Linked DNA regions of Homo sapiens: region 1 is linked to region 2. The links are chromatin loops, found by intact Hi-C in ENCODE. Cell type or tissue: PC-9. All regions are shown on one strand.

Region 1 (2,500 bases), 95 kb before region 2:
ATGCAAACAACGCTTTTACCCTGCCACTCTGCTTGGCTATCTTGGCCACAGCTTTCTCTCTGGCTGAAAAAGACTCCTACCTAGTTTCCATGAGGAAATCTTTGTAGCAGTCCCAGCGGAAAAGTCAAAAGTTTGACTTGAAAAAAGGAGCTACTTCAAAAGCATTGTCAGACCGAGGTGAGGGTTCCTTTAAAATGCATAAATTACAGGGGGCATCCATTAATAAACCTCTAGGCCACCCTACAGCGGGGGCTCTGGGTTGGGGGTACCAAAGGGACAGAGGCCAACACACCTGGGGGAGGCAACGCGAAGGAAATCCACATAGAATAAGAGTAAATTAATGTGTTTATTACTTACTGCTTGGCGTGTGTGTGTGTGTGTGTGTGTGTGTAGAAAAATGAAAGAAAAATGTAGAGTTTTTTCAATAATAAAAAGGGAGTTGCACTGCGGGGCCCCTAAAGCTTGTGAAAAATTAAACTCGACGGATTCAAACTGTCCTATTTCCACTTCAAAAGAGAAGAGGCACTGAGCTCTTCCCAACTTATCTTCAAACGCCCAGCACCCTAGAAAGTTTCTTTAAAAAAATAAAGGCTCCTGTTCCCCCAAGCACTGTACCGGTTACTGTACCCACTGTCTCTCCCTCTTCTAATTATACCCCTGTGAGTCTATTAATCAACTTGTAAATTATTTAGAGAGTCATGCGCTGTCTTCAGCGAGTACAAACACACCGCATGCAAAGGCTTGCTGGAAACGGGCAGAGGGTCCCTCAGGGTCTCCCCTCCACGGGAAGACAGCTTGCAGCTGGCCGAGGCTGCTCTGCTAAAAACAAGAAATAGCATTCCGCTTACCTCCTCAGATGGGGAGATTTACTTTGTCTTTCAACTCAGCAACTCTTTGCAAGTTTTTAACAAAAGAGAAAAACTGGTCTATGGTCGATCTTTAGTGTGCATTTAGTGATGAGAATATTAATTCCCCCTTAAAAATGCAGCACTTTGGCTGAGCTCTGATCCACACCTCCTGGGATCTGGACTCACGGAAGGCTCTTGAAAACACATCATCATCCCAATTGGGGGCTGGTTTGGCTTGTTTGTATTACGATGGCTGCATTTGCTAGGGTGAGGTCTCATTACCAGAAAGGGTGCAAATTAGCTTCTTGAAACTCTCTCAAATCTCCCGCCTTTTCTCGGGTTCTATTAGGCCATGAGGGACCTTTCCCAGACAGAAATGTTTAGGAAATGTAGGGATGTGTGGGAGGGGCACAGGTAACAACTCGATAATGATCTGTCTTCCACATCACCTTTTCTACATACCAGGACTTTCGCTTTTAGGGGAAAGTCATTACCAATTAAATAGCTGTCTTCCCTCCTGACAATAAGAAAGGAATATGTCTGGTATGTGCCAAGGAATGTGGGCCTTCCTACAACTGAACTGCTTTAGCTGTTGGGAGATGCTGGGGGGGGCGGGGCCACAGGGGCAGCTGCCAGTTAGGAGCTCACCGTAACTGGGCCGACGAGCCAGTTGGGCAGGTGTTGCAGAGTGTATGCAGAGACAGGAGATGTGAAAAGCTACAGTCTAGCTCAGAAGCCCCACTGCTGGGGACATGGCATGGCTGGCGGGCTCCTGACCATGCAGTTCCAGCATGTTCCGAGTGCGCTGTGGACAGGCTGAGATGAGCATCTCATGCACTTGGAGCAAAGACATAAACCAGCAAGGACAAGATCTGCCTTTGGCTGTTTTTCATCTCCTCCCTGGATAACCACCCTCCAGAGGAAGTCCAAGCAACTCATGAGAACGAGAACAGTTCCTTGGGCCAGGGCAGAAGCCAAGCCTTCTGGCTGAAGAGCCGGCGTTGTACCATTCACTGGGCCCGGCAACCTGGAAGTAGGTTATATCCACCATCAACAGTCCCTGGACCCTAATTTATGGCTAAAATTCTCATGAGAAAGGCTAAAAATAAAGCAGTGCAGACTTCAGACTTCTTTATGTTGGGTGAGTTTGAACAACAGAGTGAGGCCCATGAGCAGGGCTCATTTTATATTAAGTGAAAATCGGGAAGCGACATTCCAAGAGGCAAAGACAGAATTATGGCCAATTTCCTTAGGAAGCTCTGGGCCTCCAGAATTCAGAAATTTCAAACACACTTCGGTAGGAATGGAGCTATGGGGAAGGAGCTGAGGACATCATTTGGCAGTGGTGGCCACTGTGAGCCACCGCTGATTTAAGCAAAGAACTGAGATCTAGTAGCGCCTTTGCTTGAGTTCAGAGAGGAAAGAGGACATCTGTACACATGCTGTAGAACACGGTGGCAATGGAGTCCATCAGCAGCAACCATCTCATTTTAAATGATACAGAAACAGCTGAGAACTTATTTTTCCAAAAGCCCAGAATCGTTTTTACTTGTTTTGTACTAGTGTAAAAGTGACAGGAGCTCCCTGGCAACTAAGGCTGCATGATTTAAGCTCGACCCTGTTTATCGTATGCAGAGCAAACTCCTGGTGAC
Region 2 (2,500 bases):
AAAACTAGCACATAGACGTCATTAAACAGGGAATCAGCTAGGAGCACACTATTTCAATGTTAAGGCAAAATAAACCAGTCCCATGGGTTCACAGTCCCTGACATAATGGCAGGTGGGGAGGATGGTACCCAAGGACAACAAAAATAGACAGAAACACACTTCAGAACTGTGCTTTGCAAAGGGGACAGCACAAATGCAGTCCATCAAACTGACCACCCACAGAACACCTGGAGAAGGTGGACAGGTATACCACCAAGGCCCAGTGGCATAAAGCCCTAGGGAAAACTCACCGTTCTTGACAAAATGATGTATGAAGTGCAGTGATTCCCAAAGAAGGAGGAATCACGCTCAAAAACCTGAACAAACTTTTGACATTTATGTAAACAAGGTATGAAGAAAGAGTTCCATGGGATACACATAGAGCAGGGTTTAGGATGGATACTTCTTTGTTGCAGGGGGCTGCCTGTGCATTGTAGGATATTTGGCAGCACCCTGGCTCCTACCCACTGGATACCAGCAGCACCAAAAACATGAACCTAAAATGTCTCCAGACATTGCCAAATGTCAGGGACTATGGGGGCAGCAGAACCACTTCCTGTTGGGAACCCATGACACAGACACTCAAGTAATCTATTTCTTTAACCTGTCTGAAGGAAGAATGTTAGCAAATGGTGTTTCAGCAGATTCAGGTCTGCCTCATTTCTTCTTACCTTTTGGGAAACCTGACTGAGCAGCAGCTCAGTGTGACACACCTTGTTGTTGGCCTTCTTCAGTTCTATCCGCAGCTCCGCAATCATGTTCCTGCAGTCCTCCAGCTTCGTCTGCCCAAAGAGACGTGGACATGAAGTTTGAGGAACACCAACAGGCCAGATCACAGGCCTACCTAGCCACCAGCCCACAGAGGACTGGGAATGCCTTAGCTCAACGGCTCTACTTTCTTGGGCCCTCAGAATTTGATGTCTTAGTTTTAAAAAGTAAGTTATGGTTGATTTCTGAGTTCCTTACTGTTTAACAAAAGAAAAAAAGAGACCTTAGATCCTCAGTTCCCAAACTGTGCACCAAAGAGCCCTGAGGCTACACAGCAAACTCACAGGGATGCTGCAGAAAGATTCTGAATTTTCGAGGGAGACGCAGCGCCATCTGTTGGACACTCTGTGAATTACTAACTGGCTGGAAATGATGCTGTGTCTGTGGATGACGTCTTTGTGAAGCCGGGTTTTTTTGGGTGCAGTGATACAAAGCACCACAAGGAAAACCAGTGTGGAACAGGAAATGAGGGTGTCACTGTCCACTCTGATTTCAAGGTCTGAGATACCATGCAGTGCCCAATAGGTGCACACGAGGCATTAGTAATTGCAATTATTTTTTTAAAAATTAATTTATGTGTATTATCTGTGAACAGCTACTAAGTTCTTAGGACATTCGTACTCACTAAGTTATTCAGATCTACTTAATGAGCAGAACTGTTAACTGTTTCCTTTTGGCTGCAGAAAAAAAAATGACTGAGACACTAAGGGAGCTACTATATGAACCAACAAAGTTGGGGAACCTCTGTCCTAAGTAAGATTCACCTGCCATGAAGAATTTCTGCCATGATTTCAGAGAGAAAAGCATTCAGCTTAGTAAAGCTGAACAAGTCAAGGACACCCAGGGAAACTGACTGCCTCCCTCCCCACTGCTCTCCGGCATTCTCGCAGTTGGCTTTGCCTGGTGCTGCAGTTTATACCTGTAATTCCTGGCTCTGGTTGTAGAATTCCTCTCGGTCATGCTGCAGCTGTCTGATCTGGCTGTGGAGCTTGGTTACCATAGTGTCACGCTGCTCCTGGAGCTGATTGTATCTAGCTTGTTCTTTCTGCAGACTAACCTTCCACATCTGGATGTCCTTCTCTTGTAACTTCAACTGATCTTTCTAGCAGAGACCAGAAATGTCATCATTTTAGCTGTCTTCCAACACAGGCAATTTAACACACACTGCGAACATTTCATCTGAATAGTCATAAGCTACCCTGAAAATGTAACTAACTACAGACCAAAACTCTTAGAGCTCACTACTGTCTTACTTGGCCTTAGGTCAAGGTTTTCCAAATTTTACATTAAGCAAATGGATCTTAAGTTGCTTAAATAAATCTTCTCAGGGATCAGTTTGCTTCCAATACTTTCAAAAGTCTGACTACCAACACTGGAATAAAATCTCTCAAACATGGTACTAAGTTCACTGAAACGATGAGCATTTACTGAATGCTTGCAGTGTGCTGGGCGCTCAGCAAGGGCTTACCGACATAATTTCTTTTAACCATCACAACTTAAAGAGCAGGTGCTGCTATTGTTATTTCCATTTTATAGCATGGCTAACAGAGGCTTCAAGAGGCCACGTTACTTTTCTAAGGTAACACTGGTAGAGCCAAGATTCAAACTCCAGGCCTGACTGGCTTCACACCCGCTGTACAATACACGCTTCAGTTTTGTGCCATGAAATAGCTTTACAAGAGTTGGTTTTACA

What was found. Hi-C counts contacts between places; a loop is a spot of excess contacts. Peaks named below come from ENCODE experiments on the same cell type or tissue, not always from the same donor. Only the 100,000 strongest peaks of a DNase experiment are listed, where the experiment ranks them.
Region 1: it touches region 2 in a loop (7-fold over the local background); 18 of 110 quality-filtered maps call a loop at or near these places.

The regions. Positions count from the first base shown.
Region 1 is chr9:132,805,737-132,808,236 of GRCh38, forward strand. All of the region lies in intron 10 of AK8 (adenylate kinase 8), which reads right to left. Among named protein-coding and RNA genes, the nearest start is that of AK8, 71 kb to the right of the region's middle. In PC-9, no CTCF peak of the experiment used is centred here; a DNase peak (open chromatin) is centred at 1,425.
Region 2 is chr9:132,900,879-132,903,378 of GRCh38, forward strand. TSC1 (TSC complex subunit 1) reads right to left here. Exons shown (of 23, transcript NM_000368.5): 18 at 1,727-1,909; 19 at 711-821. Among named protein-coding and RNA genes, the nearest start is that of SPACA9, 23 kb to the left of the region's middle. In PC-9, CTCF peaks have their summits at 1,137 (motif pointing left) and 1,336; a DNase peak (open chromatin) is centred at 1,223.